Regions from separate parts of the Mus musculus genome. Here region 1 is linked to region 2. A link is a loop called in an ENCODE intact Hi-C map of the cell type or tissue named here. Cell type or tissue: left cerebral cortex. All regions are shown on one strand.

Evidence for each region. Hi-C counts contacts between places; a loop is a spot of excess contacts. Peaks named below come from ENCODE experiments on the same cell type or tissue, not always from the same donor. Only the 100,000 strongest peaks of a DNase experiment are listed, where the experiment ranks them.
Region 1: a loop joins it to region 2, with 4 times the contacts of the local background. A loop is called at or near these places in 3 of 42 quality-filtered maps.

Annotation. Positions count from the first base shown.
Region 1 is chr14:106,480,114-106,488,113 of GRCm38, forward strand. It overlaps 1700128A07Rik (RIKEN cDNA 1700128A07 gene), which reads right to left and starts at 6,407. Exons shown (of 4, transcript NR_045938.2): 1 at 6,290-6,407. Gm29871 (a long non-coding RNA gene) reads left to right here and starts at 6,973. Exons shown (of 5, transcript XR_874942.1): 1 at 6,973-7,138. It also overlaps the pseudogene Frg2f3. In left cerebral cortex, no CTCF peak of the experiment used is centred here; no DNase peak of the experiment used is centred here.
Region 2 is chr14:106,435,001-106,443,000 of GRCm38, forward strand. The region is part of intron 2 of 1700128A07Rik (RIKEN cDNA 1700128A07 gene); the gene reads right to left. Among named protein-coding and RNA genes, the nearest start is that of 1700128A07Rik, 48 kb to the right of the region's middle. In left cerebral cortex, a CTCF peak has its summit at 4,499 (motif pointing right); a DNase peak (open chromatin) is centred at 4,502.

The DNA of each region.
Region 1 (8,000 bases), 45 kb after region 2:
AAAACTCTCAATTAGCATAGATGAGGAAACCAAGATGTTCCATGACAAAACCTAATGTACACAAAACTTTTCCACAAAACCAGCCCTACAAAGGTTAATAGATGGAAAACACCAACACAAGGAGCGAAACTACACTCTAAGAAGAGCCAGAAAGTAATCTTCATTCTACAAATCCAAAAGAAGATAGCCACACAAACTTTAAAACTGACATCAAAAATATCAGGATACAACAATCCCTATTCCTTAATCCTTAATATCTCTTAACATTAGTGGACTCGATTCCCCAATAAAAAGACACAGATAGCAGACTGGATACACAGACAGGACACAACATTTTCCTGTGTCCAGGAAACATACCTCAGTGTCAAAGACAAACACTACTTCTGAGTAAAGGGCTGGAAAACAATTTTCAAAACACGTGGTCCCAAGAAACAAGATGGACTGGCCATACTAATATCAAATAAAATTGAATTCCATCCCAAAGTTATCAAAAAAGATGGGCACAGGGGTGGGGGTGGGGGTAGAGGGGCACTTCACACACATCAAAGGTACAATCTTCCAAGATGAACTCTCAATTCTGAATATCTATGCTCCAAATGCAAGGGCATCCACATTCATTAAAGAAACTATACTGAAGCCGAAAGCACACATTGCACCTCACACAATAATTGTGTTAGACTTCAACACCCCACTCTCATCAATGGACAGATCATGGAAACAAAAACTAAAGAGAGACACAGTGAAAATAACACACGTTATGGACCAAGTGGATTTAACAGATATCTACAAAACATTTTATCCTAAATCAAAAGAATATACCTTTTTCTCATCACCTCATGGTACCTTCTCCAAAACTGACCAGATCATTGTTCACAAAAGTGACCTCAACAGATACAAGAAGATTGAAATAATCCCAGACACCCTATCAGATCACTATGGATGAAGGCTGGTCTTCAATAGCCACAAAACCCACAGAAAGCCCACAATGTTAATAAAGAAAATATCCAGTTAAAAAACAAACAAACAAACAGAGAAACAAACAGTAAAAGCCAAAACAGCAACAAAGGCATCTCCAGCAGGCTGGCATCAAGGTGACTAACTATATCAGGAAGTCACTAAAACCCAAATGCATCTGGGCACACCTGTGAGTGATTTTCACTTAATTAAATCGTTTGAAGTGGGAAGGCCCACTTCTAGTGTGGATCTCTGAGACGGGAGCACACAGGTTTAATCCAGATTGAATTTAATTAGGGAAGCCCCACCCATAATCCAGGCCACACCTTCAGCTAGAGGCCTATATAAGGAACAGCAAAAAGGGAAGCCTCAGTCTTTGCTGGCTTGCTAGCAAGTATCTTCCTCCGCTGGCCTCACGTCAGACTTGATTGTGATTCCAGCATATACTATAGATCGCCTTAGACAACCAGCCCTGTGAAGTGAACGGTTATAGGACTCTTTGACGTTCTGTTCACAAGCAACCACTGCTGACTGAGCCAGAACCCCAGCCTGGAAGAGAGAAAGCCTTTCAGTTCAGCCTGAGGATGGATGCAGAAACCCCCCATCCAGGCCCTTGCGCTCAACAGCTGGACCTCCCTACCAAGCCACAGAGCAACTCTGACAGGACATCACGATCCAAACCAAGGAAAAGGGAGCAGGAGTCCAGCCGATCACACTGCAATTCCAGAAAGCAGACCGAAGAATCAGCTCAGATGGTGGAAGCACCCAGCAAAAGAAGACGCACTTCCAGGGACTCCAGTCGGGCCAGAACAGGAAGTGAGGGCAGCTCCCATGGGAAAAGGAGACACAAAACTTCCGTGAAGAAGGCTGAGCCAAAAGCTCACGGTCACCAAGATGGATTAGCCCATTGCCCAGAACCTCGGGACACAGGCCCACCACCGATTCGGAAGAGCCTGGTGAACTTTGTGCGGGGCAAGACTGAGGAGATTTATAGAGACACAGTCCAGATGCAGGAGCAGCAACATGGCTCCCGGCTCAGCCCTGAGCAGCTCTCTCAGCTCACACAGCTCTCAGAGTCTCTGACTGCCATGGTGCACACCTTCTACACCATGGCCAACCAGGCAGGCTTCGCCTTCCCTGCTGAGGGCTGGCTTGTCCCAGCCCCCATGCCTGCCCATCAGGAGCTGTCTGGCAAGAAATCTCAGAGTCCTTTGGTGGAGGGAGGAGAGAAGATCAAAGGTCCTGCCAGCCCAGCACACAAGTCCTGAGCCAAGGCCCTGAGGACCCTCCTAAACACACTCACACTCTGAGACCACAAAGGACCACTCCATCTCCCTGTCTACACAGGCCTTCACCTGTGGCATTCACCCTCTCTGTGTGAGCATGTAACCGGAGCGTCGATGAGAAGAAGAGTTCTAAGTGCTTATTCTGGAGTATGAACTGTGTTTCGCTGGGATCTAGGATTCAAGGGCTAAATCAGCCGAGCTGCACATCTATGTTTACTGAAGCAACGTTAACAACAGCCAAGATAAGAATCAGCCTAGGCGTGTACTAGTCAGGAAAAGGGTGGTGCCAATCACAAAAGAACACACAGGATATGCACTCACTGATAAGTGGATATCAGCCCAGAAGCTGTGAAATCCCAAGATACAAATCACAAACCACAGGAAACTCAAGAAGAGGGATGACCAAAGTATGGATAGTCTGATCTTTCTTAGTAGGGGAAACAAAACACCCATGGAAGGAGTTACAGAGACAAAGTGTGGAGTAGAGACTGAAGGAATGACCATCCAGGGACTGCCCCACCTGGTGGTCCAACCCCATAAACAACCACCACACTCAGACAGGATTGTGGAAGGCAACAAGAGCTGGCTGACAGGAGCCTGATATAGCTGTCTCCTGAGAGGCTCTTCCAGTGCCTGACAAATATAGAAGTGAATGCTCACAGTCATCCATAGGACTGAGCACAGGGAAAGGAATGAACAAGCTAGAGAAAGTACCCAAGGTGCTAAAGGGGTCTGCAACCCTATAAGAGGAACAACAATATGAACTAATCATTACCCCCCCAGAGCTCAAGGCTCTAGCTGCATATGTAGCAGAAGATGGCCTAGTTGGCCATCATTGGGAAGAGAGGCCAATTGGTCTTGCAAACTTTATATGCCCCAGTACCGGGGAATGCCAAGGCCAAGAAATGGGAGTTTGTGGGGAGTAGGGGGGTTGGTAAAGTGAACTTTTAGGATAGCATTTGAAATTTAAATAATTAATATATCTAATAAAAATATTAAAATGTATAAAGTAAATAAAAATTCTTAATATCTTATTGAATATGTATAGAAAAAAATTAATCTGGGCCGAGCTTGGTTGCACATGCTTTTAATTCCAGCACTTGGGAGCCATAGGCAGGCTGATTTCTGAGTTCGAGGCCATCCTGGTCTACACAGTGAGTTCCAGGACAGCCAGGGCTGAACAGAGAAGCCCTATCTTGAAAAACAAAACTAACAAAAAATCAACTTGGAAAGTTTACTGAATAGATCAACGAAAAAGTGAGTTCTGGAAATAGTGAATAAATGTTAAAATCTGGAAGAAATATAAAAAATGTAATAAATAAGATGTATGGGAAAATTTGTAAACAGTTCAGAGTGGCATCCAACTGTAAATATCCTCTTTCCAAAGCAATGAAAGCTCAATGATTGAGCAAATTCCCAGATCATCTGAAACATGAAATTAAAGGGAAGAAAGGAAAATCAGGACAGGATTAGAATTGGCATCAGCATGTAGTTGAATGTGTTGAGCTGCGTTGGAATGGTCTGTTTTGAATTGAGTTGCATTGAATAAAATTGAATTGAGGGATTTGTCCTGATTGTCAATAGCTAGCTGTGTGGGAGAGTAGTTGAATAACTAGCGAGGAGCTTTATTAGAAAGCCAACTATGTAAGATTGCTGCAGAGTAAGTGGAAAAATAAAATGAGTATTTGCTTCTAATTGGAATTTTGTTTTTGAATATTGGAAGAAAAAGCTATCCAGACAGGAGGGAAAAATGGACATAAACAAATTTAAAAAACCTAAAACCCAAAAGGAAATAGCACAGAAAGTTTCAGAGAAATAAAATAATTACATTCTCTTTGAAATATTTATTAATTTGTCTTATTGTTTATAATTTACATTATTACCAAATTGAATCCCAAAGGATTCAGTTTTTTTTCATAATATTTGAATATGCCGCACATACTCTCATCCAGTTGAGATGAGCCAATAATGGTGGCATTATTTCCTGATAGTTTTGCACAATGGCACTCCATCTTTGATGATGATGTTGAAGTTGACTGTGTGTTCTGTCAGTGCCTCAGAACAGTGTATCCATTATCCCGCCAAACACAGGAGAAAGAGAACCAGGAAACACTGCCATTTAGCTGTTACACAGGTGTCAGCCAGGACAAGGCATCACTCATCTGAGAGGGCCATTACAAAGAAAACATTGTCTTTGTTCTAAAATCACCAAAGCATGGCAAACTCTATTTGTCAAATAGTCCTCATCCCGGTGATTCCTCAAAAGAGATAATTTAAAGCCTTTGTAGCTTTAAAAATACTGTATTTTGTGCACAGGAACTCTGTTTCTTGAGACTGTGGAATTTGAAAACTGAAACACCTAGTCAGACAGTCTTAGGCAGCATTTCTGGTAGCTTTTCTGATACTAGGTCATCCTGAGAGTCTTGGTTATATGCTTCTTGTCCCAACTTTACTTTCCTTGCTTAAAATCAAAATGATAAACCTCTTATATTGTATTACTGAGCCCATCACCACAACCAGTGTCCTCGGGGACAACAAAAGCCTGCAACAGAAAGGCAGCTTGTCTGCCCCATGACTTATATCCATCTTGTTTAGTATTCTTTGATTGGTAACTGACATTCATTATGGCATGGAAGTTAAGTGTCAGCTCCCTCCTTGAGTATCTAGATGGGTTTTGGTCCATTGAAAGAACACGACGAGGACAGTATTTTCATGCTTCTATTTTCTTTCAGGATTGTAGAAACATACACACAAACAAAAATTGTCTACTTCTCAGTTGGGATAGATTAAATCACAGCTGGTAGTTGTGACATGATATATTTACTACTTATTTGAGTTTGTTTATTATAATTTTTGTCTGCTTCTCTGTTTTAACTCCAGCATAGTGTCTGCCTGAGGTTGGTTTTAGACTAGTTTCTGCGAGTTTTATTTCCCTGTTTTATATTTGAACTGGACATGGTGAATTATTCTTTGTCCTGTTGATAGTGTCTGATTAATTTAAAGACAGTTTCACTATGTTATCAAACTTGGAATACTCCTGTCAGGTTCCAGAGTGTTCGACATAGAGATGTGTGCTATTGTGTGCAGTTTATCCATTTGCTGTATTTGACAAATGTATTCATTCCTTGTATATCTTGCCTCTTAAGGTATAAAAAGTGATAATATGATATATTTCTAAAATTAATTTCACTTATATACCTCAGTTTAAACTAAATCATATATATAATACCCAAAAATGTAGCGAAGGGTACTTTTGATGTAGTTTTTTTCAGACATGGCTTTATACAAATTCGAGAATTTTGAGCATATAGTACTCAGCTTTCATTCTGTTATCTAGACAATAGAAGTCTCATGCAAAACTGTTAATTTTCATTGGTACTACAGTGTTTCAGTACTCACTGATAGGAAAAGAACAACGACATCCCTACTCTCAATTATACGTGTATACATGTGCAATATATTCATCAGTTCCAATAAAAAGACAAAACAAAACAAAGTTCTCTTACTAGAAGTCAGGACCCAATACTGAGGTATTTATTTGTGCCTCCCATGTGCTGTGAATGAATAAAATATAGAGCAGATTCAGGCTGTGATGATACTGATTCAAGGGATGCTTACATCCAATTCACCCTTGCACATGTGTTCAGGTGTGTGTGTGTGTATGTGTGTGTGTGTGTGTGTGTGTGTGTGTGTGTGTGTGTGATCTGTTGCTCATAGAAGGGAACAAGAGAAGATCAAGGAAACAGAGGAGATTGTATTCATATATTTAGACAGAGGAAACATCTTGACACATCATACAGGACCTGCGATGAGGACACCAGCATGGACAGAAGAGTGGGCTGGAAGAGGAGAAGCCAGGGGTGGGGTTTCATAATGTAGAGCTAATTGAGAAAGAAAAGGGAAAAGGCTATCATGAAATTGACCTGGATGGTGTGAAAACAGCTGTCTTTCTTTAAAATATTTCGTAATGCAAAATGAAGCAAAATTTGAACACTAAGCAGAGGCTTATAGCACTGATAAAGGTAGAACATATTTTACTCACCACTTACCAAAAATTAAAGGAAATTCTAGAGACTGAACTGCCAACCAGGGACCCTTCATGGAATTGAACTCGGCCTCCCACACATATAACAGAGAAGTGTAGTTTGATCTTCTGTGGGACCCTGAACAGTGGGAGCATGCTCTGTCTGTCTGTGACATGCTCTGTCTGTGACATGCTCTGTCTGTGACATGCTCTGTCTGTGACATGCGTGACTGTTGCCTGCCTATGGGACTGATTCCCCCGTGGAGTGTCTTTTCTAGCCTTAGAGGAGGAGGTGCCTAGTCTTACTACAACTTGATATGCCATCCTTGGTTGATATCCACTGAGGCAGTCCCTTTACTGAAAAGAAATTGTGGAGGAGATAGGAGAGGAGGAGATTAGGGGAGGAGGGGATGGGGAACGAGTGGGTTGGGGGAGAAGTGGATGGTGGGAGGAAGAGATGGGGGAAGGACTGAGAGGAAAGCAGGAAGGGGAAACTGCAGTTGTGTGATATAAAATAAATAAAATTGGAATTTAAAATTTTCCAATAAAAAGTACAAAGTACTATATAGTTTTGAAAATTAACTGTATTTATATGCTTCAACAAGCAAGTAAAAAAGCAGGAATGCTTTACCACAGTATAAGGATGTAAAATGTTTGGAAATTATGTGGATAACTGTACCTGTCTTACCTTGTATTGAAAAAAAAATCCCAACCAGTAATATATTTCACAAAGAGTATGTTAAAACTTGATCATAGCAATAGCAATAGAATCCAAAGGCCATTTCACTGATGGAAGTAACATATTACATCAGAGAGAATAGTGGGAAGCACACTCAGACAACCATTACATGACAGTGTCTCCTGATCAAGACAGGTTTGTCACAAATATGATGTTATTATAGACTGTTAGTTCCTATTCTCTTCAGATTCATAGATTGAAATATTAGGCACCAGTATTATGGTATTAGAAGATGGGGGTGGGGACGGACATGGGAGATTATCAGTAAAGTTGAGATCCTCTCAAATAGGCAAGTGTCCTTATAAAATAGACCTCAGAGACTTCTTTCCCCCTTTAGACTGTAAACCAAGAACCAGAAGACATCAAATCCACCAGCGTGGCTATCTGTAGAATCCAGAGCTGTGACCTGAAGGGAGAGAAGTTTATTGATTAATCAACTCATTTCATAGCAGTCTTCTTATGACATCTGTAATGGTTTCAATATGCTTGCCACAGAGAGTGGCATTATGGGAGGTGTGGCTTTGTTGGAGGAAGTGCGTCACTGTGGGCATGGGCTTTGAGACCCTCCTTCTAGCTGCCTGGAAGAGTCTTCTGATGACTGCCTTCAGATTAAGATGTAGAACTTTTTGGCTCCTTCTCCAGCCGTGTGTCGTTTTAGATGCTGCCATGCTTCCTGCCTTGATGACAATGGACTGAGCCTGTAAGGCAGCCCCAGCTAAATATTGCCCCTAATAAGAGGGTCAGGAAATGGAACAAAATATGTAGCAGTGGGGTTGAGGAACTGGGGATAGCCACTGGAAGGCCCCAGAAGGGAGGGAAGCGATAGGCTCCCATGACCCAACAGGGATGAATTTAGCCGAAATGCACAACAAAGTGGAGATAGAACCTGTAGAAACCACCTCCATTGGATAGGCATGGCCCCCCAGTCCAGGGATGGGGTCACCCACCCACCTCAAAGTTTTTAACCCAGAAATGTTCCTGTCCAAAGGGAAGACAT
Region 2 (8,000 bases):
GAGTTTGATTATTTCCTGCCATCTACTCATTTTGGGTGAATTTGCTTCCTTTTGTTCTAGAGCTTTTAGGTGTGTTGTCAAGCTGCTAGTGTTTACTCTCCCTAGTTTATTTTTGGAGGCACTCAGAGCTATGAGATCCCCTCTTAGAAATGCTTTCACTGTGTCCCATAAGTTTGGGTATGTTGTGGCTTCATTTTCATTAAACTCTAAAAAGTCTCTAATTTCTTTCTTTATTCCTTCCTTGACCAAGGTATCATTGAGAAGAGTGTTGTTCAGTTTCCACGTGAATGTTGGCTTTCTATTATTTATGTTGTTATTGAAGATCAGCCTTAGTCCATGGTGGTCTGATAGGATGCATGGGACAATTTCAATTTTTTTGTATCTGTTGAGGCCTGTTTTGTGACCAATTATATGGTCAATTTTGGAGAAGGTCCCGTGAGGTGCTGAGAAGAAGGTATATCCTTTTGTTTTAGGATAAAATGTTCTGTAGATATCTGTCAGATCCATTTGTTTCACAACTACTGTTAGTTTCACTATATCCCTGTTTAGTTTCTCTTTCCATGTTCTGTCCATTGATGAAAGTGGTGTGTTGAAGCCTTCCACTATTATTGTGTGAGGTGCAATGTGTGCTTTGAGCTTTACTAAAGTTTAATGAATGTGGCTGCCCTTGCATTTGGAGCATAGATATTCAGAATTGAGAGTTCCTCTTGGAAGATTTTACCTTTGATGAATATGAAGTTTCCCTCCTTGTGTGTTTTAATTACTTTGGGTTGGAAGTCGATTTTATTCAATATTAGAATGGCTCCTCCAGCTTGTTTCTTCAGACCATTTGCTTGGAAAACTGTTTTCCAGCCTTTCATTCTGAGGCAGTGTCTGTCTTTTTCCCTGAGATGTGTTTCCTGTAAGCAGCAGAATGTTGGGTCCTGTTTGTGTAGCCAGTCTGTTAGTCTATGTCTTTTTATTGGGGAATTGAGCCCATTGATATTAAGAGATATTAATGAAAAGTAATTGTTGCTTCCTATTATTTTTGTTGTTAGTGTTGGCATTCTGTTCTTATGGCTATTTTTTTTTAGGTTTGTTGAAGGATTACTTTCTTGCTTTTTCTAGGGTGTGCTTTCCGTTCTTGTATTCGTGTTTGTTTGTTTGTTTTTTTTCGTTATTATCCTTTGAAGGGCTGGATTCATGGAAAAATAATGTATGAATTTGGTTTTGTCATGGAATACTCTGGTTTCTCCATCCATGGTAATTGAAAGTTTGGCTGGGTATAGTAGCCTGGGCTGGCATTTGTGTTCTCTTAGTGTCTGTATAACATCTGTCCAGTATCTTCTGGCTTTCATAGTCTCTAGTGGAAAGTATGGTGTAATTCTGATAGGCTGCCTTTATATGTTACTTGACCTTTTTCCCTTACTGCTTTAACATTCTATTTTTATTTAGTGCATTTGTTGTTCTGATTATTATGTGTCGGGAGGAATTTCTTTTCTGGTCGAGTCTATTTGAAGTTCTGTAGGCTTCTTGTATGTTCATGGGCATCTTTTTCTTTAGGTTTGGGAAATTTTCTTCTATAATTTTGTTGAAGATGTTTGCTGGCCCTTTAAGTTGAAAATCTTCATTCTCCACTACTCCTATTATCCATAGGTTTGGTCTTTTCATTGTGTCCTGGATTTCCTGGATGTTTTGAGTTAGGGTCTTTTTGCATTTTGCATTTTCTTTGATTGTCGTGCTGATGTTCTCTATGGAATCTTCTGCACCTGAGATTCTCTCTTCCATGTCTTGTAATCCATTGCTGTTCTATGGTTCCAGATTTCTTTCCTAGGGTTTCTATCTTCAGCATTGCCTCACTTTGTGGTTTCTTTATTGTGTCTCCTTCCCTTTTTAGGTCTAGTATGGTTTTGTTCATTTCCATCACCTGTTTGGATGTGTTTTTCTGTTTTTCTTTAAGGACTTCTACCTGTTTGGTTGTGTTTTCCTGTTTTTTCTTTAAGGACTTGTAATTCTTTAGCAGTGTTCTCCTGTATTTCTTTAAGTGTGTCATTAAAGTCCTTGATGCCCTCTACCATCATCATGAGATACGCTTTTAAAACCGGGTCTAGGTTTTCGGGTGTGTTGGGGGTGCCCAGGACTGGGTGAGGTAGGAGTGCTGCATTCTGATGATGGTGAGTTGTCTTGGTTTCTGTTAGTAAGATTTTTACGTTTGCCTTTCGCCATCTGGTAATCTCTGGAGTTAGTTGTTATAGTTATCTCTGGTTAGAGCTTGTTCCTCTCGTGATTCTGTTAGCCTCTATCTGCAGACCTGGGAGACTAGCTCTCTCCTGAGTTTCAGTGGTCAGAGCACTCTCTGCTGGCAAGCTCCCCTCTTGCAGGGAAGGTGCACAGATATCTGGCGTTCAGACCTGCCTCCTGGCAGAAGATGAAGGCCTGAAACAGGGCCTGTCCCAGAAGCTGTGTATCTTTGGCCTGTCCCAGAAGCTGTTAGCTTCTGCAGTCCAAACTCTCACCTGTGCAGCCTCGTCTCAGAGGGATCCAGGAACCAAGATGGCTCCTCTAGGTGCTCTGGCAAAGCCCTCCCAGGTGGGTTGGACACCTCTCCTCTAGCAGAGAAGGTGCCAGGATGTCTGGATCCAGAAACGGGGTCTGCCTCAGAAGCTGTCCTCTAGGGACCTTGGGGGTGTCTGCAGACTCCTTGCCCTAGGTGACCAGGTGCTGGTACAGTCTGGAAGGGACTTGTGACCTTGGTCAGGCCGGGTTTTCTGCTTCCCTAATGCTGTCTCAGGTCCTGCACGATTGGAATGGAACAGAAGTTGTGTCCTAAGATCTCATGGAGAGTCCTCTAGGGACCTTGGGGGTGTCACCTGGGTGCCCAAGGTGACCCAGTGCTGGAGCTGACCAGAAGGGCCATATTAATTTTTTTAAGGACATAGTTTTGTAGTTTCAAATCTGAAACCCAGGTGTGTGTGGGGGGGGGGGGAGATGATGTGATGGTGAAATATGTCCACGAATCTTTTTACATAGCATATGTATATTGTGCTTCTATTTTTTGCTGCATTACATATAGAATCTAAAGTGTATTAGGATAGTAAGGATAGCTTATGTACAGTGCATACTTTGTAACTCTTGTGCTGTTCTAAATCTTCGGTTTATGCCATCATTACCAATGCATCCACCAGAGAGCTGTCTGAAGTTCTCCCTTTAGGAAATATTTCTATCAAGGAGAACATTTAGAAAATGTTCACGTGAGTTACACTTTTGGAAAGGATTATTTTATATGCTCCTTACAAAACACAGTAATTTCCCCTATTGCCTTAAGTTTTCCTGTTTTCTTGGTTTTCTGTAGTGTTTTCTAAGAAGGCAAAAAAAGACATTTAATTGCAAAGTATAACCTCAATGATGAAACGTTTCAAATATGTCTATTGTTATATATAATGTTCATTATTTATCTAATATTCTGATTAAATTCTCTGCAACTAAAGGAAATATAGTTTCAATTTCTTCATACAGTTTAAACTAGTACATTGAACATACAAAACATATCCTTATTAACAGTTTGAGGTAAAAGGAAATAAAATATTAGTGTAATTCTAAGAGACGTGAAGAAGTAAATATTGCCCATAAAGTACACACAGAAAATGTATGAGGCGATATTGTTTGTAAATTCCTTCTAGTTAGCAAACAAAAGTTGGAGAATATTTTTTAAACAGTACATGAAAATGAATCAGTATTCTGCCCCAAAAGGATGCTCTATGATTAGCATTTGTTATGAATGATCCCAAAATTTTTTGTTTTTACCTAGGATTCACTTATTGAATTATTGTTAAGCTGTAATAAATGCCATGAGTGCAAATGGTTTAAATGCTAAACTCTCACATCTAGAGATAATTCTTTCTTTTTCTCTCTTTCTTTTTTTTTATTAGGTATTTTCTTCATTTACATTTCCAATGCTATCCCCAAAGTCCCCCATACCCTCGCCCCTCACTCCCCTACCCACACAATCCCACTTCTTGGCCCTGGCATTCCCCTGTAAAGGGGCATATAAAGTTTGTAAGACCGATGGGCCTCTCTTTCCAATGATGGCCAACTAGGCCATCTTGCATTAGATAATTCTTTATGAGTGTAAGAAAGTAACAGGGTTAATTAAAAGTTAAAATAACTCAGAAGGGGAGCCATTGTGAGCAGCAGCAATGTGGTGAGGGTAGTTCTCAGAAGCCCAGGTTTGCCGATAGTATTTCTTTGTATCAACTTCAGTGTTTGTTTGTTTCAAGCAATAGTCATTTTTTATGATTTCTACACAATACAACACAAATAATAAATATTTTTAAAGTAACAATAATGTTATAAGAAATTTTGATCTTTAATATCCTTCAAGAATTGTATGAGGAGGCCATTTTCTTATCTGCTATGAAAGTCAGTTTCTTGGCTGAACATATATCTACGCCTGTGTGTTGGTGATTTCCCCAGACCTCCTCCTTCCAACTCACCGGGTGTTAGTGACTAAGAGACCACTAGAGGGCAGTCCAAGCACGTGCTACTGCAAAAGCTTGTGGCATATTGCTTTTCTTTTAACCGGGGGAGGGAGGGGGTGAAGAAAGAAAGAAAAAGGAAAACACTTTTCACAAATAAAAATTTATTAGAAGTTTAATTTTCTACGATAACAGGTAAATTTACTTGAAATAAATAATATGAGGGAAATAATGTATTAAAATACAAGTAAAAGTAAATTCCTTTAAAAATCTTAATCTGGAAAGTTTACATAGAAATTTCTATGTAAATCTTCTTAGATGGAGTAGCCATAGTGACATAACAGGATAGGAATTTAGAATTAGAACAACTTGCATGTACTTATGCCACATGCTATTTTACACTGTTTATATTACTTCTTTTAAGTCTGTCAAATACCAAGAAGAAAAAACACCTTACAGAAATAAAATACTTTACAGTGAGCCACTGAACTTATTACACTGTCTGTATGGATTAGTTCAGGTTTAAAAGATAGAAGGCTTATTGAAGTGACCATTTGTCAGATGTAGTGTTGTTTTGTGTTTAAGGGAAGTTTGCAGCTCTGTGGATTTATGTGAGCGAGGGCAGAATTGAATTAATAGACAATTTGTTTCTATATGAAATGTAGTTTTCATTTTAAACAATCTGTGCGCACTAGTCACATATGCCAGTTGAGTTTCATCAAATGATTAGCAGCTACTCAGTAAAACTTTGAATGTTAAAGCAGCATATCAAATGGGGAAATGGAAAGCCTATTTTGTATACTTAACAAGAAGACAAACCGTCCATTTTTAACACTCTCACTATAAGACTAGCGATCTTAGCTGTTGAAATAGGATTAGAAGGGAAGTGAAAATGAGGCAAATAGTGAACACAGAGTCAAAGTATCCCTGTTTACAGATTCCATTACTGTAGACGGCTAATGTCCTAATGAACCCAGCATAAGAGTCTAAGCGCTGATGAAAACCTTCACCAAAGTAGCAGGATGCCAAGACAACACATCGGAACCAGTAGCCTTACTGTAACCCCACTGATAAAGAAAGCAAGTCATTAAAAATACCAGTCTCCCAAACAAAACTGAGAAACAGATACAACCAAGGAGAAGGAATAACCCCCCCACATGGAAAAATCATGGAACATCAAGAAAAAGAACCAAAGAAGACATCAGAAGATGGAAGGCTCCTCCCCAAAGCCAACAGCAGACTTCACAGAACTAGTGAAAACAAGCCTAAAGTTCACAAGTGGAGCGTGTACACAGGACTGCATGTGGCCGAAGCAATGCTGAGTTACAAAGAACAAGGTTGGAGGCACCATCATACAGCTACCTTCAAAGCATGCTAGGCAGAGAGAGATAGTAACAAAAATAGCCCGATATTGCCAGGAAAACAGAAAGGAAAGCTAGACCAGTGGATTAGAAGACAGGACCCAGAAATAACACCACATGCAGACAGCTATTTGATTTTTGACACAGCTGCCAAAAACATGTGTTCTATGTATAACAGCCTTTCTCCATCAACCAGGAACTGGGTGAGCACCACTGAAAGCAGATCTCTGTCTCTCAGCCTATAGGCAATTCAACATAAGTCTATCACAGACATTCATAGGAAGCTAGAAACTTCTAATTACAAGCACAGAGAAGAGTCTTCAAAATATTGTCACTAGCAACGACTTCCTAAATAGCTATTAAAAGGCTCAGGGGGAAAAGTGAAGATTAACAAATGGGATTATATCACATGAAAACCCTGCAAGACAAAGGAACCTAGTAAGGAAATGAAGCTACCTACAGAAGGAGAAGCATTGCCAGCTCAGCTGTTCCTGAGACAGACAGAGTCTACCTAAAACACATAGCAATGTAAAAACTTAACATTAAAGGTCTGAGAAATTCAATCAACCAATGAGGAAATACTTTAAATAGACATTCCTCGAAATAGAAAACACTTGTAGCTCATTGGCAGGTCATGGACCCTGCCTGTAGCAGGTCGAAGATTTGGTTTTTTACTTGATTTATCAAGAAAACAAACAAAAAACTAAAATCAAACAAATAATAATGGTCAATGTCTTTAGCCATCGGTGAAATGCACATTAAGTTTCACTGAGATTTCATCTCATCCTGGCCTGAATATCCACTCTAAAAATAGGAAAAGAAATTAAAAAAAAAAAAAAAACATAGCAAATGCTCCTGAGGATGTACAGAAAGGAATCCTGTGTTCTGTTGCTGGAATTATAAATGTGTCCAGCCGCAGTGAAAGTAAGTATGTAGTTTAAAGAATAAAGAACTATCATATAAAAAGTGTACTACACGGATACTTATATACCCATGCTTATATCAGCTTTTTCTCTACCACCAAGGTTCAATAGTTCAAGAGTTAAAGTATACTCACAGTGGAGGTATAGGAAGACTGAAATCATTTGACGGTCAAGAAAAGGGATTGAATTGGAGTTTATCTTGTACAATAAAATACACCAGACACAGAAAAATAGTGTCATATGTTTTCTTTTATGTGTAGAAGCTCACAAATACACACACACATCACACCACAGTTGACATAAAGATAGAAGATGGACTTTACAGGAATGGGTAAGAAAGAAGGGATTGAATAGAGAAAGAATAGTGGAGAAGGTGGTTGTATTCAAAGCATGATGCCTGTATCATCTATGGAAATGTTACACACATTAGCTTGTAGAGTTAATATGATTGAAAAATGAAAGTAAAGGCCCCACTGAAACAAAAACCAAACAAGGAACCTGAATGTTCTATACTACTAAAACTGGAGAAAGTGGGAAATATTTACATTTCCAAGTCATATCATTAATTAGAAATGTTGACTCATGAGAGCATTTGACTAACATGGTCTTTGTTATTGTATTGTATTGTCCAAGGAAACTTAAGAAGGCCATTCTGCCCTGTCTCTGTGGCTGAGAAGTCTTTGAATAAGTGGAAAGTAAAAAACCATGGACAGGTGATGTCAGTGGAAGGCTCTAAAAGTGGAGTGAGCAAGGGGTACTTCAGGATTGGAAAGAGTCTACAGGCAGAGAAAAGCAAAGAAGAGGAAGGACCAAAGGAACTAGGGATGGAGAAGCAGATACGTCTAGATTCTATAGAATATCACAAGTCATTGTGAGAAACTGTGTTTAACTCAATAGGTATGACAGTATTGAATAGAAATGGCATGACTCCATTTTTGTTTCAAGCCCTCATTCTGGCAGCTGATAGACTTTGCCGAGCCTCCTGAATACAGGCCAGCAAAAGACTGTATGGAGGAAAGTCCATGTGAGAGGCTACTGGATTCTGTGTATTTTCCAATGAAGACTGTACCTGAGATGTTAAGGGAAATCAAAGATAATTGTTGAAATCAATAGTTTTCTGTGATACCGTTTATTTAACAGGAGAAGTGAGAGGGGAAGGCATCATGTAAAGCAATGCCTAGTACACAGGAATACCACCATCTTCCATTCCATAGTGCTTGGTAATTTCTTAAAATTTGCTTATAAAGTTTTAAAATTTTTAA